2 separate regions of the Homo sapiens genome follow, and region 2 is linked to region 1. A link is an interaction called in ENCODE POLR2A ChIA-PET data of the cell type or tissue named here. Cell type or tissue: GM12878. All regions are shown on one strand. Links, peaks and the distances in the headings refer to the core of each region. The heading gives the core; the rest is flanking DNA. Region 1 overlaps ITPR1 (inositol 1,4,5-trisphosphate receptor type 1). Region 2 overlaps ITPR1 (inositol 1,4,5-trisphosphate receptor type 1).

Region 1 (12,052 bases), core at 2,095-10,094:
AATTGCTTGAATTCAGGAGGTGGAGGTTGCAGTGAGCTGAGATCGCACCACTGCACTCCAGCCTGGGGGGCAGAGTGAGACTCCATCTCAATAAAAAGAAAAAAAGAAAAGCCCTTTATTGCAGAGGGTGACGTGAGGACCATGTAGAGATATTAAGCATTTCCTTTTGATAGCTTTTGAGGTGTTGTTCAGTACAAATCTCTGCAGGACATTTGTCTTGGGAAACTGTTGAGTATTCATAAAAGGGAGTGGAAAAATCAGGTAGTGAAACCAAGCTGCTTTCAGGTCATATTGGTATTGCCCTGGTGAGCCACAGGATGGGGACTCCGCAGTACCGAGTGTTGACTGCTTCTTGGGTAAGGGGCAAAACATGGAACATCTGTGCATCTGTTTCCTCTTCTGTAGAATAGGTGTAAAAATAAAAATACCTGCTTCGGGTCATTGCTGCCGAGTTGTCTAAAAACAAATGTTTGCAGAAGGCGTTACAGATAAAAAAACAAAGCAAAACCTATCTATGTCCTAGAGCAGTGGTCTCAATGGGGACAGGGAGAGTGATTTGTGTCCTCCAGGGGACATTTGGTATCGTCTGGAGATATTTTTGGTTGTTCTATCTGGCAGGCAGGGGTGGGGTGCTACTGGCATTTTGTGAACAGATCCTATGGTGCACAGGATAGCCCCCCACTCCCCTGCCCCACCACACACACACGCAACGGAGACCTCTCTGCCCTAGAATGTCAGTAGTGAACCGGTTAAGAAACCCTGTCCTTGAGTGAATTTTTCTGGCTTGGTGAGACTTTTGTCTCTCTCTGAGGATATTGACCTAACTTCATTTGCTGGTTTTTTGAGGTTTGGGCTATGTGGGCAGAGGGGTGTCTCTTCAGGCTGGGACTGACTTCAACTTTTTAACAAAATAAGCACCCTCCCCCTCTCGCCCCCTCCCAAAACCAAAAAACACTGGCCTTGGTATCTGGAGCCCTGTGGTCTATCTTTGGGCACTCATCAGCTGTGTGACCTCCAAGAAATCACTAGGCCTCAGGTTTGTTTTTTCTACCCGTAAATTAAAGAGTTTTAGCTAAATGCCCTCCACTCACCAAATCTGCAGCTCTTTGCCTTGGAAATATTGAGCTTTTGGTTGGCTTCTCTTACTTTGGCCTTGAAGAATAGAAGCCATGAGACCAAATGTCAGTGCGGGCATCTTTTTTTGAGAAATAACTTTGTAGATATTGTACCTGGTTGGGGAAAAGGTTATTTAGCAGACATGTCTGAAAAAGCGAGTAGGTTTATTTTTGTGTGTGTATGTGTGTTGCGGCGGGGGGAATGGAGAATGAGCAACGTTGTATTATACTAGAGAATCACTCCTCTGAACTTCAGATTTACAGCTGCTGTTTCTGGGAGGCCATGAAGGGCCTTGCTTAAAGATGAAACTTCTGAGTTGGTGACTTCCTTTGGGACTGCCTGAAAACGAAAGCATAATACAATTTTCTATGCTCCCAGAGAAGTGCTTTTTGCAAGAGAATAAATTATCTGATGATGGGGACATGCTGCATTTCTGAGGACGATCTGATTAGCAGCTAATGGGACAAGAAGGCAAGGAGGGGGAGCTGTGTGAAAACGTGTGGGGAGGAGGGTGGCATTATGTCCAAGTCAAAAATGTGCTGTTCCTCCTCATTTCACAATAAAGATGATATCGCCAAGCATCTTTGCTCAAAGGAAGTCCAAAATTAACCCTGAGTGCCCAGGAACAGGAGCAGAGACTGTTGTAAAGGGAGCCTTTTTCTCCCTCTTGAAAAAGTCAACCGTAAATGCGTTAGGTTTTCTCTACCTCGTATTTACAGCCATATTACCATATATGTACCTGGGTGAGGGCATCGCAGGGAGACTTGTGCTCACTCTGTAGGGAGTTTCCTTGGCCTCTTGCCAGGAGATTGATCAAATGCCAGCACCTCTTCCTTTTTCTGGGCATACTCCTTTTTTTTTTTTTCCTGTGAAAGACCTCATGGTTTGCCAGGCTCGGCCCATCGTTAACCTGCCCTGCTGGGTGCTGCTTGACCTAAAAAGTGAAACGGTGCCTTTTTGTCTTCGTCCTTATCCTCGGTTCTGAGGGGCCAACTGCCTTATGGCCTCTTGGCTTGCCAGGTGCTTTGAGCAAAAGCCCTGTGTGTAAGCCCCTCTCTTTGCTGCCTAACTTTAAAGGAAGCTTTTTTCCCCTTGTTTTTGAGAAGGAGTCTCATCTGTCGCCCAGGCTGGAGTGCAGTGGCATGATCTCAGCCCACTGCAACCTCCACCTCATAGGTTCATGCGATTCTCCTGCCTTGGCCTCCCAAGTAGCTGGGACTACAAGCACAAGCCACCACGCCTGGCTAATTTTTGTATTCTTAGTAAAGACGGGGTTTCGCCATGTTGGCCAGGATGGTCTCAAACTCCTGACCTCAAGTGATCCACCCACCTTGGCCTCCCAAAGTGTTGGGATGACAGGCATGAGTCACTGTGCCTGGCCTAAAGGAAGCTTTTTGATTTTTATTATTTTTAAAGCAAGCAGCAAGAAAACCAGCACCAAAGGACGTTGGCAAGGGCCTTTTGTTTTTTAGGAGGTGGAGGTAGTGTGGATATGCCAAGAAAGAATGGGGAAGGCTGATGGACTTGTTGTTGGCTCCATTTTTTAGCAGAAGAATGACTGTCCAAATGCAGGTGCTTTGGGGCTAGGTGGCAAAGCTTGACGACTGGAGGATAGACGCAAAGGGTGCTGTGTGAGTGAGATGCTGGCATTCACTCCTCACCTGGCTGTGCTTTGGTGGTTCTGGTTTTATTAGGAATAGTGGGGAAAACATTGTTGGAGTTGGCATTGACATGTTGAGGTCAGTACATCTCATGTGTCCCTTTTGTATATTCACTTGTCATTTGGACTTTGCTGTTTGGCAGAGCTGATCCTCTGCTGATTATAAGCCTAAGAAGTTTAGAAAGAGTAGTTTATGAGAATAGAAAATAGAACAGATTAGAAAGTAGAATTATAACAGCCAATAGGAATGCTTCCTCCGTCCCCCTTTCTCTGTGCTAAGTAAGCATATTTTCTTTTTCACAATTAATTGTCAACATAACTATGAGATAAGCCCTCATTATCCCCATTCTGCAGATGAGGAAATTGAGGGCCAGATAAGGGAGGTAACTTGATTGACTTCCCATTACATTTAGAATAGAAGGCCAACTTTTTACCCTGGCTTGTGAAGTCCTACTGGCTCTATCTTCTCTACCCTGTCTTTAGCCTGTACTTTCTTCCTTTCCCCATTAATGCTGCAGACATTGGGCTGGCTTTCTGTTTCTGGAATTTGCTAAGCTCTTTTCTGCTTTATGGCCTTTGTACTAGCCGTTTACTCTACCTAAAATGCTCTTCCGCCTGATTTTTTTTTGCATGACTGCCTCTATCTTGACTTTCAGGTCTTCGCTTAAACATCTCATCTTGTTTTTTCTGACCAGCCAAAATTGCATTGTCACTTAATCATATCACCAGTTTTAATTTTTTGCATATACTCATCACTATCTGATTTGTCTTGCTTGTTTTATCTGTTTGTTTCCTGTCTGTCTGCCCTCACTAGAATATAGGTATCACGGGAGCAGGGACCTTGTATGTCTTGCTTTGATCTGTATCCCCAGTACCTAGTATAGGGGTGGCATATAGTAGGTATCAATAAATATGTTCGATAAGAAGGAAGATTTAAGTTTCACATGGAACAGTTCACTTTCTAGAGCCCTGGCTGTTCAGTTTTATATTTTGCATTTTCATCCTGTTATATAAAGTTTCCAAACTTATACAGTGAGAGTCCTAAGCACACAGTCATTGCCAGGACAACTCTTAAAGAAAAGTTTATGGCAGCAGTTTTCAAACTTCTGGCTCTCAGGAGCTCTTTTCATGCCTAAAAACAATTCAGGACCCTAAAGAACTGTTGATGTGAGTTACATCTGTCTGTATTTACAATGTTAGAAATTAACACTGAGAAAATGAACACTGAAAAAATATTTTTAAAAACCAATTACACATTAACGTATTGACATATTTTTAATGAACAATAAGAATATTTTCCCAAACAAAAATTTTGAGAAGAGTAGCAATTTTTTTTTTTTTTTTTTGCGAATCACTTTGAGGTCTGGTTTCACAGAACATAGCCGGATTCACAGATCATATATCTGTTTCTGTCTTCAGTCTGTTGTTACATCATGTGCCTTGCAGCCTCTGGAAAACTTCACTGTACATGTGTGAGAGACTGAGTGAAAATGAAAATAATGCCCCAATGTTATTGTGAAATAGTTTTGACCTTGAAGTTTCCCTGACCCTTGGGCCACCAGCTCCTAGAGTACATAGGTAATTTGAAATGTGGGGTTGTGGCATGGAACATTAGAGAGAGGGAGAAATTGAAGGCTTAAGTGACAGGGTGCAATTGACCATCTCTAAGTCTGGGTATTGTATGAGATCTTTCTGTTCAGAAAAAAATGCATGGGGATACTTTTCAGTTGTTTTTGTGAAACAAAATTGCTTCCTAAAGTTCCTCCTGAAATGCAAAGAAACGCTGAGAATGTGGAAGCTAGTGGTACTTGTCCTACGTTCATCTTTTTCTTATGAGCAAGATTATACCAAGCAGTCCAGAAGTTCTGCAGTGGGATGGGTCATTAAAAAATTATAAAGCATAGGTTCCTCTCTGTGTCTGAGAATAGCAGCTTCAAGTGTAACTTCCTTTATAACTGTTAGTCTCCAACACTTACTTTGTTCTTTTTGTAGCTTTTGGCCTCAGATGAAGTTGTGTCCTACAATAGAAATTAGATTGATGCTTATTGCTCTTAGGTTCTGTCATAACTGGTGTTTAAGGAACCAGGATAGAAGCTTTTAATAATAGATGAGCTATATTCTGTGCTAGCCAGCTTCACTGTTTAAGGAGGTTAAATGATTACAAATTCAGGCTTCTGGGGAGTGTTTTGCGTGTGTCTTGGGTCAGTGATATATAAGATTTTCACTGTTAAGGTAATTGTGTGGTAAAATACAGAGGAGCTTGGTCATCAGGAAATTAATGGTGCACTGTGGGGACGAGGCGAGGGGTTGCAGGCAGGCAGGGGATCCAAAGTACCTGACTCTCATGCTCAGAAGGGTTTCATTTAAGGTCAGACTGTCAGTGGGACTACCCTGCCACCCGATTACTGAAAGTCAGACTGTTCAGCCCCAGTGGCCAGGTGGCTTCATCTTAATTAAACGTAGGAGGCTTGCCTTTGTGTCTTGGTAAAAACTGGCAGGTCTGTGGTTTTGGGGTCCCTTAACTAGTATAAAGTCAATTTCTCATTTCCTCCCAAGCCTGTCCACCCTTGAAGATTAAGTGATCCCTTAGGTAACTTATTGGTTAATGAAGTGTTCTACTTTAGTCTCAGTTTCAGGAGTTGTTAACTTTTAAATTCGGAATTCTGTGTAGGCGAAAATCAAGGTTTTTTTTTTTTTTTTTTTTTAAATGAATGTAATGCAATTAGTTAAGTGTGTGCAGGAGAACTAATAGATGGAAAAATTTCAATAAGTGAGTTTTCTGCCACAGTCAAATGAGTGAGTTTTCTATCACACTAAAAGCTTTTAGAAAAAAAAAAATTCCAAACCTATCTTGAGCTGCTGCTTAAAATTAAATGAACATATTTCTTTTTTAGTGAGGTTGTGCTTTGGCCTGTTTTAACACCAGAGTGGAAGAGGTTCTAAATACTGAATTACTATCCCTTTGAAGAGGTTTCCACCACCCCCACTGCCAGCAGGGGACCTAGATTGATGTTAGAAGGCGGGGGAGTTGAGTTGAGGTCTGGCCAGCTTTGGTATTGTGAGTTTGGGTACTGAAAAACAACAGTACTTTGGAGATGCTGTCCAAGTATCAGCCACCTCGTGGGCTTACAGAGGATTTAAACATTTCTGGGATCTTTGTTTCTCCAGATGTATTTCCTAGAGTATTGACCAGGTAAGCAACATTCATCAAGTAGAGGAATCACAGGACAGAGGTGAGTGAAGACTTTGAAGGAACAAAAACGAATGTTTTCATTTCAGACTCATTCAGACATACAGAAAGTGAGCATAAAGGGCCAAGTATTGTGTTGACCACTTTATGTGGATTATTTGGTTTACTCCTCACAATGACCCTGAGAAATATGAAAGGTTGCCCCCTTTTTTACAGATAAGAGAGCTGAGGTTCAGAGAAGTTATGGAAGTTGCTTAAGGACACACAGCTGGTAATTTATGAGGCTGGAATTCAGACTCACATATTCTGAGTCTGTTTCCAAGTGTACACTCTTGTCAGTACTCCAAGCCATTTTGGACATGTGGAGGGGATGGTCAATGGGGATAAAAGTTAGAGTATCTTTCCAGGGATAAAAGTTAGATATTTTGTTTCTTGCTTCCAAATTTCTCATAGAAATCTATTGAAAAGGGCCAAGTAGGTTTCTGTTCTTGATCTAACACTGTAAATTTGGCTTTAATTTGTTTTGGAGAGCAGTCATCTAAAAAACAAACCAGGTGTGGTGGCTCATGCCTGTAATTCCAGCACTTTGAGAGGCTGAAGCAGGAGGATTACTTGAGGCCAGAGTTCAAGACCAACCTGGGCACCATAGTGAGACCTTGTCTCTACAAAAATAAGAATGAAAAAACTTAGCCAGACATGGTGGTACGCACCGGTAGTTCTAGCTACTCAGGAGGCTGAGGTGGGAGGATCACTTGAGCCTGGGAGGTCAAGGCTGCAGTGAGCTATGATTGCACCACTACCTTCCAGCCTGGGTGACAGAGTGAGACCATAACTCTAAAAAACAAAACCAGTATAAACTCTTCTAGGCAGCAGATACAATAGCACTAAAGTGACATTGAACCCATATTTGACTGCTTGCTCTATCCCAGGTACTACCAGGTACTAGGATGCAACAGGAAAGAAGACAACTGAGGTTCTTGCCCTCATGAGCTTGCAGTCTAGTGGAGAAGACAAACAAACAAGTGAATAAGCAATGTTAGGACAGTGGTAGTGGACCCAGGTTGCTGTATAGAAGAGTATGTTGGAAACGTATAACCCAGATCTGGGAGGTCGGAGAGGGCTTCCCAGAGGTGGAGACATCAAACTGGGGCTGTGAAGGTGAGTGGGAGTTAGCCACAAGTGGTGGTGGGAGAGGGAGGGAGATGTCTCAGGCTGAGAGACAGCATGTGCAAAGGCCCAGGGAACAGAGCATGGTGGGGGCCCTGGAAAAAAAATCATTATGGCTGGAGTATGGAGAGCAGGGCTCAAGGTAGGCAGGGCTAGATCATGAAGAGCTCCAAAGAGATGTTGGAAGGTTTTAAGCAGGGAAATGATATGGTCTGATTTATGTTTCTAAAATATCATGCTGGATGTTGTATGCCGAATAGATTGAGGAGGAAAGACAGATTCAGAGAAACGAGTAGGAAGGCCTTAGGGAGTCCAGTTGAGAAATGATACTGGCTGAGACTCAGGTTAGCAGGGGCAAGGGAACTAGAAGAATCAAGAGATATAGTAAAGCTTAAAGTCAGCAAAAATTGATGCTGGATTAGACTTTTTCATTCATTTATTCAACAGGTATTTACTGAATACCTACTATGTGCTAGGCATTGGTGTTTGGAATACAGTTGTGTATAAAACACATCACACACAGATCTCTAGAATACAGCATGTGCCTTGTACGGTGTCAGACAGGAATTGCACAAGTAAATGTGAACTTGTAACTGAGATGAAGGCTGGGAAGTAGAGATCCATGGTGTAGAGTTTATAAGAGTGGAATTTAACTTCATCTGAGGGGATGGGGAAGATTTTCTGGTGGAAATGGTAGTTGAATTCAGAGCTGGAGGGTGACTTGGCTATAATTAGAGCAAGGGGTGGGGTAGGGACGAGAGTGTTGTGGGCTTGAGAAAACAGCACAGGCAAGGGCCCTGTGGCAGGGAACATGAGAGAGGGAGGACTGGAGGAGCCACCAGGCTTTGCTGGTGGTCACTGAGAAATGGCTATGAAGGAGGAACAGGTTGGGCAGGCAGGTAAATTCTTTTTGGTACATTGAGATGCCGTGAGCCGCTAGGAGCAAAACTCTAGTAGCTGTGGGACATGAGAGACAGATTTGGGAATCCTCTTCACGTAACAGTGACTGGAGCCAGCAGAGTGGACGAGAAGACCAGGAAAGGTATAGAGAAGGCAGAGAGCAATACAGACGCTGAAGAGCAGCTCTGGCTTCTCTTCCCCAAGGAGATCTTTCTGCATTTATTTTTTTCTTTATTTGCACTTTTCTTGGGAATAGAATCAAATCTTCCCTGCCCCCCCTTTTTTTTTACGCACAGCTCAGGGAGCAATTTCAATAGAGGGCAAAGGGAAGCTCAGCCAGAGGGTGGTGTCAGGCTCAACAAAGCTGCCACAGCCTCCCTCTGCAAGAGTGTCTCCCAGAGGCAGTGATCTACCTTTCTTTGCCTTGGCCAAAGCCACCCTGGAAGAATCCTGTTTTAACAGGTGCTTGCACCCATCAGAATGGTGGTGGGTGGCGGTCTGATAGTACTATTATATATTGGTGGCATGCCTACTTCACGCCAGATGCTTTGCTGAGTGTTTATAAATACCGTCTTGCTGAACCTTATGTCAGCTTGCTGAGGTAGGTGCTCTTATTCTCCCCATTTTACAGCTGGGAAAAGTGAGGCTTAGGGAAGTTCTGGAACTTGCCTGAAGTTCTTCAGTGAGTAAGTGGCAGAGCTGGGGTTTGAACCTGGGCACTTTGACTCTGGAGCCTCAGCTCCTGCCTGCCATGGGCTGAGAGGTGCTTTTGAGGTCATTCTGCGTCAGGAATTGCGGGGAGGATGGTGATGCTTTGTGAAAAGAAGCAAAGCCTTAAGGAGAAATAATCTAGATAGCATTCACATATGCAGAGGTCTTAGATGCTTCAGAGGGCAGATGAATAGCAAAAGTTCTGGGAGGCGGCTATCCTTTGTGGGGCTAAGGGAGGGGACAGGAGTAATTGTTTTATTTTTTCACAGGCAGGGTCTTGCTCTGTTGCCCAGGCTGGAATGCAGTGGTATGATCACAGCTCACTGCAGCCTGGAGCTCCCAGGCTCAAGTGATCCTCCCAAGTAGCTGGGGTTACAGATGTGTACCACCATGCCCTGATAATGTGTTTTTATTTTTATTTTTTGTAGAAATGGGGTCTGGCTGGTCTCAAACTCCTTGCTTCAAGCCATCCTCCCACCTTGGCTGTTTAAGATGTGATGACAGGCATGAGCCACCGTGCCTGGTTTAGGAGTAATTGTCTGAACAAGGCTGTTTGAACAAAGAATAGGCTCTATTGCCCAGTGAGACCATCCATAGGCAGCGCGATGGGGAGATTTCATTATTGGGTGGGAGGTGGAATTACATGCTTTACAGGGTTCCTTCCAACTTTTATTCCATGATTCTGTGTTTTTTGAAAGGTTAGAATGCTCTGTGGCTGGCAGTTGAGTGTAATTCGCTATTGTTCACCTTTTTTCATCAGGGGAATTAGGAAGGATAAATTATCTTCCCTGAAGTAAAATCTGTCATCATGGGTCATATAGGAGTTCATTTGTTATGATACACATCTGATTTTTTAAACAGGGGATCCTTTACTGAGTTTAAATTTTGATGCCCTGGAATCTTTCAGAATTCCACTTATCTCTCGTGGAAGAAAAATAAAAATAACTAGCATAGATTAATTCAAGTATGTCAGCCACTGTACCAGGTGCTTTTCAAGCATTATTTCACCCATTGCTCACCACAGCCTCTTGAAGTTAAATTATCCCCATTTAACAGAGGAGGAAATGAAAGCAGAGAGGTTGTGGTGGGCTCCTAATAACAAGCTAGATGATAATAATAATAATAAGAGCTTAGGGGCAGAGAGCCAGGGTGGAGTGCGGGAGCTGAGCGCCTAAGCCTGCCCTCGTGTATGTCAGGCATGGCTTGTCAGCAGAGCCGAGCCCTCGGTGTCTGTAAGTGTTTGAAGTTCCGCAGCTCCGTGGCAGGTTGGCGCCAGCTCTGTTTTCTCTGAGGTGGTCCTTGTCATGGTGTGAGTGACATAGGAGCCCTGAGTGCAGCTGCTAGAAGTTCACAGGCACAAATGGTCCACGATCAGATAAAGAGGCGGGCTCTCCCACCCAGCTCTGAACAACAGGAAGTCTTCCAGAAGATTGCTCCTAGGCCCATCACTTCTGGGGCGGACTTTCCACCTCCACCCCTCCACACCACAGAGGCCTGTTCTGTTGACTTTCCCGGCCTTTGTTTTTCCTTCCAGGACATCACTGATAATTGCACTAAAACCTATCCTCCTCCCCCCATCTCCTTCCTCCACTTCACTAAGGCGAGGCCGGAGGAGATCTCCAGAGGTTTCTAGCCAGACCAGCAAGCTTTCTGCCCAGTCCTTTGTGAGGGGAATTATCACATGAGACCCCTGGGGAAGGATCTGTCCTCCCCTACTTTTTGGTTGTTTTTAATTGGGACCCCTGGCAGATTGCCCAGAGGATCATTAGCTGTGGTGGGTGGACTGGCCTGTGATTTCAGGGGGAGATGTAAAATGTAGCTAAAGGTTACTTATTCACTTATCTCGGCCACTTAATAAGTATCTTGGTTAGAAGATGCTTAATTTTTTTTCTGACTTATGGAAGTATTACAGAGCCATGGTAGAAAAATTAGAAAACAGAATTGTGCATAAGAAGAAACTCAGTTCTCCATAATCATCCGGAGTATAAGAACATTTAACATTTTAACCTGTGTTCCCAGGATCACTGTTGATAAACACCTCCACTGAAGAATCAGATAGACCTAGGTTGGGTGCGGTGGCTTTTGGCTGTCATCCCATTACTTTGGGAGGCTGAGGCAGGCAGATCACTTGAGGCCAGGAGTTCAAGACCCGCCTGTCCAACATGGCAAAACCCCATCTCTACAAAAAATACAAACGTTTAGCCAGGCATGGCGGTGGGTGCCTGTAATCCCAGCTACTCAGGAGGCTGAGGCGGGAGAATCGCTTGAACCTGGGAGGTGGAGGTTGCAGTGAGCTGAGATTGTGCCACTGCACTCCAGCTTGGGCAACAGAGCAAGACTCTGTCTAAAAAAAAAAAAAAAGTCTGATAGACCTGGGTTGTAACAACCCTGGTCCTCCTGCTTACTAATTTTATGTGATGTGGGGATCTTACCTCTCTGTATTACACCTCAGTGTCTTCAACAACAAAATGGCAATAATGGTAGTTCCTACCTCCTGCTGTGGTCATGAGGATTCACTAAGAGAACATTTGTAAAGCACTCAGCACAATGGTGGGCATGAGAAATCCTTGATAAATGCCAGCTATTATTATCAGAAAAGAAAATAATGCAGAACCGTGCTGTAGGAATGCAATGTCCAGACATCTATTGCAATGATCAGCTGCAAGCAACATGGGGTACATCATGCTTTGTCACTCGAGGACACTGAATTGTCTGCTTCTTCCCATTAAGGGCCTGGAATCTTTCAGTAAGGTATCCAGGTGGCGGTGATGGTTCACAAAACAGCAGGCATTTTCTGGCCTAGTCTCCACTAGGGCTGAATGCTTATCTGAAGGGTGATCCTGAAAGGAGAGCCTTAGTCACACTGGACAAGGCCCTAGTCCTCTTGCGGAGCACATACCTGCTCTTCTGCATTTGGAAATTCCCTGGTGTCCTTTCGGGATGCCAGGGTGTACAGACATAAATTTGGTCTGGTTCAAAATTCAAACAAATTGTCTTCTAATAATTGGTCTTAGAAGTATGCTGACTTCCTGACCCTTTAAGATAAAGCTTTATAATATAAGCGCAGAAGGGAAATATTAATCCCCCTTGATGTTTTCCATTTGTGCCGCCTTTCTGGATGCTGTTTAAAACATTGGTTTGCCTTTAAATATAAAATATGTAGTTACGAAGAATTAAACAATGACTGACATGATTCTAGAGTGGTACTTGGCAAACCGTCCTTCTGTACATTATTTGTGTATCTTCCCTCAAGGTCTAGAGATGCTGGCTCTTTTGTTTGAGAGTTTATTCTGTGTTCTCAGTTGCTG
Region 2 (12,052 bases), core at 2,261-10,260, 340 kb after region 1:
TTTGATTATGTAACGTCCTACAAACCTTTAATGCATTTGAGAATCAACTTGTTGAATAGATTTGAATTTCATTAAGTTTGGTTATAGCAATCATAAAGGTTTAAAAACCCTTTATGTGCAAAAGATATTAAAAAATGCAGATATGTTACAGAGCTGCTCTTTCTTAAATAGTAATTGTGAGAATTCTTGCCCTTTGTGGGAAAAAATTTTGAATTAAAAAATAAAAGCTCCATGAATGATTAATGACCAAGAAATCTTGTGATATTTTTTAAAACAGCTATGAAAGAATACCATTCACTAGTAAAAGTGCTAGAAAACACAAAAATTGCTCCATTACTTAGAGGTTTTTTTTGTTTTGTTGTTGTTGTTGTTTGTTTTAGATTTTCTGATTCAAAAACCAGCAGACTCGAGCAACGATAGCTTAAATGTGGATGACTTTGGTCTAAATCTTTACTGTTATTTACCTCTTTGATTGTTTCGTTATGTATCAATCTGAGGGAAAAAAGTTCTTGTTAGGATATTAGTAAAATTATGGTTAGTGGTGTCACTTTTTCTATTATTGCCAAGAATGGTTGGTTAGGATTGCTATTCTAAGTATTATTTAACGATGCCTCTCATCTTGAAGTTTCCCCTCCCAAGAGATTCTGAACACTAAATGTGATTCTCTTACATTCTTATTCCAAGGAGGAGAACTAATGTAAGAACTTAAAAATCTTTTGCATGTTTTCTTCATAATGCAAAAGAGCAAATACTAAGAAGGGCTAACTTTCTTGAAAATATGACTGGCTTCCTATAGGACAGCGACCATTATTTGCTGTTGCTAGGAATACAAGAAGTGCTTGAAAATTCAGATCACATTAGCATGTTACAGCATTTGGCATTTTTCATACAAGAGGGTTATCTTGCTAACATTAACTGCTTAAGGACAGAAGGCATAACACAAGATTAGAATAACTGCCCAAAGTTGGAAAATGGAATATTAAACGACCCGTACTGCATCTATGTTCCTTATACTGTGCTGGGACCACAAAAGAAGACTAAGTCAACATCTGCCCTCTAGATCCAGGATCTAGCAAGAAAGACAAAGAAGTAGACCTCTAGCAATCTGATACAGTATGAATGACTTGAGGCATGAATAGTTTCATGGAGCACAAAGAAGTAGGTAGGTAGTGGTCCTGTGTGAAGTTTGCAGTGCAGAAGGAGTTTAGCTTTTATAATCTTACAAGCAGGTGACTTCTGAGCTGGCAGAGAAATGCAGTAGGGGGCTTCCCAGGAAAGGAATCAGCATGAGCAACGGCATGAAAATGCATGGCATGCTCAAGGAATGGCAGTATGGTCTGGTTAATTCCGTTCCTTCTTTCAGCCAACACATATGAAACACCTGTTTGCCAGGTGCGGCATTAGGTACTGGGGCTACAAAGATGAATAGATCCTCTTCTCTGCCTTCAAGAACTAAAAGTCTAGAGTGGGAAACAAGTAAACAGATCAATTATAATTAAACTTGGTGAGTGTGTAACCGAGCTGTGAACACATTGCTCTGGGAATGGAGAAAAGGGAGTGATTTGTTCAATCTGATCTTCGGGAGAGGATTAGAGTAATTACCACAGAAGTCTTCTCAGAGGTGGTAATTCAGGAGCTTGGTTTCAAAGCCTGAGTAAGAGTTGGCCAGGTGAAATAGAGAGAAACAGAGCATTTGAGATCAACTCTAAGAATCTGAATTGTATCTATACATTGATAGTAAATCAACATATTTGTATTCAAGGGATGGTTTGGTTTCATTTCTCAGTATTTGAGGCTCATCATTCTGAACATGACTGATTTTATAGGGCTGTAGAAAATAACTGTGATTACTAGAATTTGCTAGCTGTTTAGAATCTGAGTAACCAAGACCTTCCTGTAACATGAAAGCAGCTTTTCAAAGACTATTAAGATGTGTTATAAACCAGAAATGTGGCATTTGTGTGCTGTCAATGAACTTTCCTTCCAGTGCCAGCCTTTAATCATTTAGAGGCAATACTGGTAGATTAAAATTTGCCCATTTCTACTGTATGCCTCGTGTTTTCATGAACAGTCTTTCAGATGTCTGGCTGTATCTGACTTGTAAAGCTACACTATTCTTTGCTTCTTGTTTAGATGAGTCAAAAGGAGGAATGCTGAAATTCAAGCTAGTTTCTACATTTGTATAGATGTGAAGAACAGCATTACTACAACTGTTTATCCTTAGCTACATGGGAATTTTGAGGTTTGGTTTGGGTTTTTTGCTTTGTTTTGTTTTTGAGACGGAGTCTCCCTGTGTTGCCCAGGCTGGAGTGCAGTGGCACGATCTCAGCTCACTGCAGCCTCCACCTCCCAGGTTTAAGTGATTCTCCTGCTTCAGGCCCCCAAGTAGCTAGGATTACAGGCATGTACCACCATGCCTGGCTAATTTTTGTATTTTTAGTAGAGATGGGGTTTTACCATGTTGGCCAGGCCGGTCTCGAACTCCTGGCCTCAAGTGATCTGCCTCCCAAAGTGCTGGTATTACGGAGTGAGCCACCATGCCCAGCCGTTTTGAGGATTTTTAAATGTACTATAAATGAGACATCTCACACTACTCAAAATAGATGTTTCAATATTAGAATTTTGAATACAGTTACCATAGATTTTTTTTACTCAAGAGTCAATTTTGTTTCAGATGTCCAGAGAGACTATTATCTGACAAAAATGCTAAGGATAGACTTTGGTCATTATATTTGTTTTGATGTAGGTAAGAGTAACAGACAATAATGATGCCTTATAACAAGATATATAGATAGTACGTGTGAATGTATGTAGGTGGGGTAGGTAAGTAGATAAGAAGAATTGAACTAATAAAACCAGAAATTATGTGAGAATATGCACTAAGAGGCTGGAGAAACCTAAGCGTCCAGAATTGTTGGCCTCAGTTTCTTATAGGTCAGATTTAGTCCTTCAGGGTTTTGAGGGGTTTTTTTTTTTTTTTTTTTTTGGTTCTCTTGTAATTGGATGATGACTGCTACTAAAAGGCCAAACACTTTAGCAGTTGCCCAATTCCTTCTCCTTTAGCAGTCACTTAAATGGCAGTGATGTTGACTTAAATGACAGCCATTCTGTCTAAAAGGCCATGGTTAATCAAAAGAGTATCAGTCAAATGTGTGTGCCTACTATATGCTCAGTTGCAGACAATCTTCTCCAAGAGCTTCCCTCATTTGAGAAAAATAATATATGTACACAAATTACTTTTTTTAAAAAAAGTGTTCAAGTATATACTCAAAATGATCTTGTCCGATTTTGGAGATTATCAGTGAAAAACCTCTTCTAGAGCAGTGGTTCTCAAAGTGTAGTCCCCAGACCGGCAACGTCTACATCATCTGGGAAATCGTTAGAAAAGCAGATTCATGGGACCTACCCCAGACCTACTGAGTCAGAAACTCTGTTTCTGATCTGTGTTTTAACAAATGTTCTGGGTGATTCTGGCGCATGCTGAAGTTTGAGAACCATTCTTCTAGAGAAACAGAAAAGAACATTAGATGTGTAGTTGGTACTTAAAATTATCAGGAATATGACTACCTGAGCAAAGAATTGGCCAATAACCCACATCAGTGGGGAGCCTTAAGGATAGGGACGGAGGGAGGGTGGGCGATGGGATCACTTATGAAGACAGATGAATAGGGCTGCTAACTGAGGAGGCATCAGGCCGCGGCTGTGGAAGTGAAAAGGAAGCCAGGCCACCAACTGAAGACTCCTTTGTTGTAAAGTTTCAGAGGTTTCTTCAAGTTGAAGAGAAAGACTAACTGACAAATTGAAAAGTCAAGGAGAGCTGATGTAACAAACAGGGATGAAAATACGCATACTAAAAGGTCATCTCAAATACAAGTAGTTATTTAAAGCAAAATTACAGGGGAAAAAAGTCTTAATGGCCAACTTTGACATTCAACTTTGAGTTGAAAGATTTCAGCAGCTTTAAATATAAGCTTTGAGTAAAGTATCCTTCAATAAGGGTTGAGCAGACCAAGATTTTTTTTTTTTTTTTTCCAAGACAAGATCTCAGTTGCCCAGGCTGGAGTGCAGTGGCATCATCACTGTTCACTGCAACCTCCACCTGCCAGGATCAAGTGATCCTCCCACTCTTAGCTTCTCAAGTAGCTGGGACTACAGGTGCACGCTACCATGCCTAGCTAATTTTTTTTCCCCTTTGGTAGAGATGGGGTTTTGCTACGTTGCCCAGGCTGGTCTCGAACTCCTGGGCTCAAGCAGTCTGCCCACCTCAGCCTCCCCAAGTGGTGGGATTACAGGCGTGAGCCCGCTGCACCTGGCTGAGCACACCAAGATTTCTAAATCAATTTGAACACTTGAGATTATCCAAATTTAGCTAAGTTGTATTGGATTCCCTCTCAAGGTTACCTGCCAAGGGAAGGGTTGTGGGAGAAAAATCTGAGCTAAACATCTGAACTATCAGGTAGTAAGATGAATGAATTACTGGCATTTTAACCTAATTGTGAATTTATTTCATGTGTCATATTAGGTTCTCCTTCCTGAGCCGAATCTGTGGATACAGTGTAGTGTGTAACACTTCCTTTAAAGATGTCACTCACCTAAGGAAACTTCAGGGGCTAGCTGGAATTTCCTAATCCAATTCTTAATTAAAAGCTTTATTAAAAGCTACCTTTTGGAAATACTAAGTCCTTGTAAGTCTTCTCATCTAAATTATAACAGAGAAAGCATCTCCACAGGAGCCTAAAAATAGTATTTTGATTTGAGAGGATAATGCTAGTTTTGAAGAAGAAAAAATAACCACATTGAAATTGAACCTAGGTAAATTAGTCTTGTTTTATGTTCTCTCCAGATATTTTGTACCAAAAATGAGTTCATGTGAAAAGTGAGATTAAGTGTCACATCTACTATGTGACAGATGCTATGCTAATAAATTTGCGTATAACCTCGCAATTCTCCACCAATCAGCTAGGAATTATCATCCTGATTGTATGGATGAGAAAACAGACTTTGATAAGTTAAATGACAAAACCATAAGAAACTAGATCTGATTCCAAAGCCTTTATTCTTTTTACCCTAATTCCTCTACAATTTTAGGAAGCTAAAAACATAGGAGTAGGACCTTAACCCACTTGCAGACAACAATTTTCTTGAATATATATTCCGTATAGCCTTTTTATCTCAGTTGACTTGAATGCTCACCCTAAAATCCAAAACTAAGACTAACTGGGTTAAGGAAAATCTTAATACAGAGACAGAAGTAAGTATGCCCTAAAATACCTAGAACAGGTCTAGAGACCCATCAACATGAGAATATATTTAGTTCAGCAACCAAATGAATAGAATCGGCTTCTTGTTTGGGATTTTGAAAGTACTTTTTCATTTGAACTAGTCTTAGGCAATGGTCTCGCCTGACCTTCAGCGAGCCTCAGTGTCTACTGGGTGGCAAGAAATAGATACCGTGAATGGTCACAGCATTATTTACAGCATTTAATCATTCTGGACCTCAAAGAGATTTGAGAACATTTCTCATTTTCCTAGTTATGGTAGGTAATTTTTTTTTTCTCTAACCAACTACTCAAGAGTCATTGAAGAGAAAAATCAGGACCCACTGAAAGTGTGGACACGAACCCTCCCTCTCAAACCTAGGATTCTAAACACTGCTTTTCTTGTTAGTATGGCGTGTTGTTACTATCGTACAAAGCCACCATTTTCCAATGAGTCTTCAAATCATTTGGAAGTGCATTTGGGAAACAAGAAAGAATCCTGTGCTTTTATTGTTTTTTGTTTCTTTATGAAACAAGTGGCAAGCAATACTTCTGAATGTTACATTGCATGACTAGGTCACAGAATTTCCCATTCTGCCTAAGAAGATGCCTTTTTTGAAGTGCTGTGTGTTTGATATAGCGATGGTACACTATTTGTAGAAAGTGGGTTTCAGTATAAACCATAACCACAGAGGTAAATCTATGGTTCAGTATGCGATTTGACGTACAGGAAGTATCTGGGTCTAATGATGAAACTTTTTAACTTTCCAGATGACAGAACAAAGGAAGCAGAAACAAAGAATTGGTCTTCTAGGACATCCTCCTCACATGAATGTCAACCCACAACAACCAGCATAAGCAAATGAAAGAAAGGAATTGTATTTACCTTTTATAATTATTATTAGTGTGGGTATGGCTAATGAGTTCTGATTCACCCACGAAGGTTACATTTATGCTGAATACATTTGTAAATACTCAGTTTTATACTGTATGTATATGATTGCTACTCTAAAGGTTTGGATATATGTATTGTAATTAGAATTGTTGGCATGATGACATTTCATTTGTGCCAAAAATATTAAAAATGCCTTTTTTGGAAGGACTAACAGAAAGCACCTGATTTGCACTTGAACCAGATTATAGATTTAAAAGTATATGACATGTATTTTGTATTTAAAACTAGAATAGCCAGTATTTATGTTTTTTATAAAACTGTGCAATACGAATTATGCAATCACAATACATTTGTAGCTCCCGAGTGTCCTAAAGGGAGTGCACTTCTTTGAAGCTGGTGTGTTAATACTATGTAATAAATGGTTAACTTTCAAATGATGCTGCTGCCAAAATTATATTAATAGTGAGTTTCAGGCCCCTGGGCATTTTGTACCATGTAATTATCCTCTGGTGATGCTGTTTCTCGTTAGTGGCAGTAGTGCCTCCGTCTCCTAGTGATAATGCTCCAAGTCTATGAACTGTTAAATCAGCATTCATTTTAAGAAAAGCAACTTTAGTTTCAAAGATACTTTTAAGCTTCTAAATTGATCATTTAAACTATTTCTTTAAATAAGAGAGCCAAATTAGAGGCTCATACTTTAGCTTGTGAAGAAGATAATGAATTTTTTAAAGGGAACTTTCTATGCAATGTTCAGGATAAATGCATACTGCTGGCCAATCAGTGTCATCTCCTGGGTAAATTTTGATGTCGCATTATAAAGACATGCATAATTGATGGTTTCTAGATTATCTAGTCCAAACAATAGAGTTTATTTTTTCTTCATCTGAACCAACATGCTACAGTAGCTAAGAAGTATTAAAACTATATACATCCATATAAAGATGAAATATGAACTATCTCATTAGAAGTCATAGTTGACCACAGACATGTTATTCTTCTGAAAGAGCCACATTTTGGTTTTATTTCTTGTCACATGATTTCTTTTCTTGATGGATGAAAAATATGAAAGGAAACTTTTATATCTGTTGCCTAGTTTTGTACATGGATCTCATTTTACAAGAGAATCTCTCTGCAAAAAAAAAAAAAACAGTTTAAAAATGCATTGAAAGCAGAGTTCTGAAATGAGTAAAGTTTGTAAATGCATATATAAAAATATTTAATAAATGATGCAGAATATACAGTGACTGGTTGGTGGCTTTCATTTGGCATTTGTGACTTAACTGCTATTCCATTTATGTACTTTCTTTAGGATCAGTTTGAAGTACAGTCGGTTTGATTACCAGGTTAATTCAGAAAATGTTTACCTGATTATTTAAAAAAACACTTGCTGTTGTTATGACAGCTCTGAGGAGAATTATTAGAACAAACATTGGGGAGTATTTAGTACAACATTCATTCATTCTTCTGGATTAGTGACTGCCAGCCAGGCTGTCGGGAGCGCCCTACTAAATCTCCTGTCTCTTCTGCTTTTACTGGGGGATCTTTAATTTGCTGTGTGCCATGTGGAAGTATCGGGAACAGCTGAAATTTGTTTTAGTTCATGCCCAGTGGTCAGGGTCCTTCAGCAAAGTGTAAAATGTTTTTACAGAGCCACCTTGCCTGTCCAAACGTAGTAAAACCTGTTCCCTCCTCAAATCAGTGCTTGCCCTGGCTGCTTTTTTTGACACTAATTTTCTCTATGCTTTGGTAAATAATACCACCCAATGTTGGGAACTAGGTCAAGATTAAATTCCAGTTAAATGGCTAGTTTTGTAACTAATGCTTCTACTTTATAAATTTGATAACTTAAAAACAAATTAATTTTTTCCAGTCAGTGCAGCCTGTCTCCACAAAATTTTTCCATCGTAAGGCAAGCCTAAGACAGATACCTACTTTTATCTGTAAGCAAAATGGCAATCTATGCTAACCCCCACAATGCACACATTAGCTAGCAAGGACTTGCTTTTCCCCTGGGCTTTCTCTTTGATCTCTCACACTGCCCAACGAGATGTGGCAGTGTGTGTGGTTTGTCTCCCAAGTCCCATCCAGTTCATTGGAAAGTTCTGCATTGACATGCCAAGTTGCAGCTTTTACAGGTTTGTCATGTTCCATTTGAATCCTGTCACTTAAGATATAAATCTTCATTCAGTGTGCCAGCTTCAGCAGAAAATAAACGAAATTGGAATGCCACTCCTCCCTCCATGCAGTAGATCCTACCCTTGCCGTTTGGGTGTGAACACTAAAGCTAGTAGAATTGAAACATACAATTTGAAGTGAAAACTCCGGGGGCCTTTGATGTGTAATTGTAATTCTGCCTGCTTCCTTCACATTGTGCCTTTCCAACACCTCTATTTTAAGATCAAGGTCCAAGTCACCTTCAAAGTTACCTACCCGGATGAAGAATTAGTGTTATCAGGGTGAAAGTATGGTAGTACTCGCTAACATGAGAGAAAGCCAATGTTACTTAATTAAGCCATTTTATTTAATATTAACAGTTTGCTACAGCACCAATTCAAGTTTCAAGCATCTGCAAATTTCCCTAACTAATCCATCTGTTAAAGGGTCTGGGAAATTCCATTCCACTTCTCTAACATTTGTGGGATCTTACCCTTTCCATGCCCCTAAAATTGTGTAGTGATTACCCTGTTTCTCTCTACAAGTAAAGCTTCCACTCTGTTTGCTGTCGTCCTGAAGGTCTAAATGATATTCCATCCACCCTGTTCAGTTTTCTCCTAGTGCTGTATTTATCTGTATTTACCCTGCCCCCAACATACAAAATATGACTTTAATGTCATTCTTTAAAGATTTGATACTATTCACTTAGTTTGCTTTCAAGTTCATGTTCCTTATTCATTGTTCTTCATTCAGCCAATTTTTTTTTATTTGGTTGCCCTTTCTGGAAATCAATTGCTTGATTTTGCTCCTGTAAAATGTGCTCTTTCACTGCGTTTCACTGAGCACTTCCTAATATAAATTCTAAAGCAAGCATCCTTTGTCTATGGACGCTAGTCAACAACTCAGCCTTTGCAGCAGCAAACTATACAGAGCTGTTTGTCTCCCAAGTCCCATACAGTTCACTGCAAAGTTCTGCATTGACATGCCATGTGCTAGTGGGAAATTACTAAGATCTCTAGAGTAAATTAAGAAAATAACCTGTTAAAAACTCAATTGTAGATCTCTGTATACTCCTACTATAGACGGCTTGGATAAAGCCTTAATGGGCAAAGGCCTGAAAGTTTCTGATAGTTATTTTAAGGCTAATAATGAGACCCTTAGCCTGACTTTTGAGCGGCAGGGAGGGAAATTTACTCCTTCCAAACTGTTACAATCATAACTACATACTTATAGAAGCAGAGTTGGGTTTTTGCCAAAACTTTTTCGCCAAAACTTTTTTTTTTTTTTTACAGATTTTGATAACATACGTGCTTGTTAGAAGACAAATTATATGACAGTAAAAGTCACCTTTACATAAGACAGAATAACAAAGGACTGTTATTGAAGGCTCTTGAGACACTGTACAGCAGAAGTGAAACTTATTTTAAATAAGATAAGAAATTGAGCCCTAAAGAAGTAAAGTAACTTGTCCAAGGACTCAGCTCCAGAATAAATAAAGATCTCCTGACTAAGCAAAATACAGAGAGCTCTTCCCACTTGCTATCTCCCTTCCAGAGTGGGGATATCAGTAATCAGTTTCCCTTAACTGTTCTCCCTTTACACAAAGCATTCATGCAGAACTTTATTTTGTCCTACATGTGGAACAATACAGATTGATTTGTTTTTTCTTTTCAAATCTCTTTCATGAGATGATGGATCTACACATTAGAAAGTATTGACTCTGAATATTTTGTCAAGACCGAAAACTTTGTGGCAAAGATAAGGAGTGAGTGAGCTCCTGAAGTCTTTATCTTTCACAACTACAAATCTCTTGTATATAGCTCTTATATAACTGCATTTTTCAAAGGGAGAATCCGTCCTCGGCCCAATCAAGGTGGCTTCTTCCTAGGGAGCATGTGCAGGTGCACACTGGTGTCCTCTCCTACCACAGATGTCAGTGTTCATTGGCAAACTCTGCCTTGGTCTTGTTCCTTACACTAATAATTTAACAATCAACTAGAATGTTGGAAAATCCCCATAAAGATTTCAATTTTACAGAAAGTACCCAAAATTCCACTAGTTTTGCATCACAAAGTAGTGGTTGAAGTAAAGTTTTGAGTAAAACGCCGTGTGTGTGGTTTTTGTGGGTGGTTGCAGCTCAGAACAACGTTTAGGCCTCATCAATCATCTGACAGGAGAGAGTATGATGGCAATTTATAATAAGATGATTATAATTATCATACACATTTTTCCATCTTTGGTATCATATGCCACATTAAGCAACTCTTACAACCTAGAGGCCAATTCAGAAGCATAACAAGCCTTCAGGTCTGGAACCAAAAAAGTCTACCAAAATCAAGAAAATAAAAAGGTAGATCACTGGTGGGTGTTTACATTTGGTCAACTCAGACAATGCTATGGAGTCTCCAGCTGCTGGTATTTTAAACTCATTTGGTAAAACAAATCTCTAGCTTACTAGGGCAAGACATTAAAAAAAAAATTACCAAAGGAACATCTTAAAATACTTTAAGGTCATGACAAACCAGTGTGAAAGAGAATCCTAACACCTAGAAGCGAAACTGCATCATCCACCCAGCTTGGAGAGAAAAAAGAAAGCCAAAAACCACTATAGAATAAGAATGCAGAGTTTGAGAAAACCCCTAAGGTGAATTCTGAACAACAACACAAAGAGTCCAACAACATAAGAAGTGCACACTGTACGCAAGAACCACTAACGGAAAGAGTTTGCCAGCACATTTATAATGACCTCACAATACATGGTTGGTCCCAGGTAAATGGAACTTCAGACAATCCAGGAATTTCACCTATTTACTCCTGAGCATAAGTCACATACTTATCACCTATGGTATCTCATAAAGTCTTGTAAGAAGCTTTTTGTAAAAGTTCTCTGCAGAAAAACAATTAAGGTTTGGTATAAAACTGGGACAAGGAGACCTGAACCACACAAGGCTTAGGTGCTAGGTCTATGTCAGAGTCCACATGGCAACATGGTGGAATGGAAAGAACATGGGCCTTAAAGTGGATAAGAATTCTAATACCATTTCTGTCACTGAAATGTTATAACTTGGAGCAAGTTACTAATGATTTTAATGTGCAGTTCCCCCCTTCTCAAGAGTAGAGATGCTACCACGTACTTCTTTGGGCAGTAATGGGCATCAAGAAAGATAATCTATACCAAGAGTCTGGCATATACCTGATACGTTACTTCCCATTCCTTTGCAACATGACCATTTCCTTTTTTTCATACCTATCCACAATCTCAGCTAACTATTGCATGACCAAAAGCTTCTTTCTGTTCCCACTAAATGGGTCTGATGTTATTACTGCGGGATCCTAAATCTACATGTCTTAACATGACATATTTGGGCCACATCCAGTCATTTTAAAAACTTTTATCTTTCTATCCAAAGTACGTTTTAACTATCAGTTTGAACTGAATAAATTCATAAAGAAACCTCTCATACAGCTTATGACTTCCAGATAACTATCCTCATATTTTTTAGCAGTGCTGGATTCAAATCTGACTTCTTTTCTTAAAATAAATCTTGGGCCAGGCACAATGGCTCACGCCTGTAATCTCAACACTTTGGGAGGCCAAAGTGGATGGATCACCTGAGATCAGGAGTTCGAGACCAGCCTGGCTAACATGACGAAACTCTGTCTCTACTAAAAATACAAAAATTAGCCAGGTGTGGTGGCGCATGCCTTTAGTCCCAGCTACTCAGGAGGCTGAGACAGGAGAATC

Evidence for each region. ChIA-PET counts read pairs that join two places held together with the same protein. Peaks named below come from ENCODE experiments on the same cell type or tissue, not always from the same donor. Only the 100,000 strongest peaks of a DNase experiment are listed, where the experiment ranks them.
Region 2: POLR2A ChIA-PET joins it to region 1 with 10 read pairs; 4 of 35 experiments call an interaction of 5 or more read pairs at or near these places.

The regions. Positions count from the first base shown.
Region 1 is chr3:4,502,996-4,515,047 of GRCh38, forward strand. All of the region lies in intron 2 of ITPR1 (inositol 1,4,5-trisphosphate receptor type 1), which reads left to right. Among named protein-coding and RNA genes, the nearest start is that of ITPR1, 16 kb to the left of the region's middle. RefSeq lists enhancers at 116-205, 1,302-1,441, 1,452-1,501, 1,662-1,751, 11,133-11,645. In GM12878, for the core only: no CTCF peak of the experiment used is centred there; DNase peaks (open chromatin) are centred at 4,276 and 5,226; H3K4me3 peaks cover 2,520 bases; H3K27ac peaks cover 2,003 bases.
Region 2 is chr3:4,840,110-4,852,161 of GRCh38, forward strand. ITPR1 (inositol 1,4,5-trisphosphate receptor type 1) reads left to right here. Exons shown (of 62, transcript NM_001378452.1): 62 at 6,030-7,397. The coding sequence ends at 6,116. The region is part of intron 2 of LOC124906209 (a long non-coding RNA gene); the gene reads right to left. Among named protein-coding and RNA genes, the nearest start is that of EGOT, 95 kb to the left of the region's middle. RefSeq lists enhancers at 10,263-10,382, 10,783-10,842, 11,203-11,282. In GM12878, for the core only: no CTCF peak of the experiment used is centred there; a DNase peak (open chromatin) is centred at 5,952; H3K4me3 peaks cover 478 bases; H3K27ac peaks cover 2,237 bases.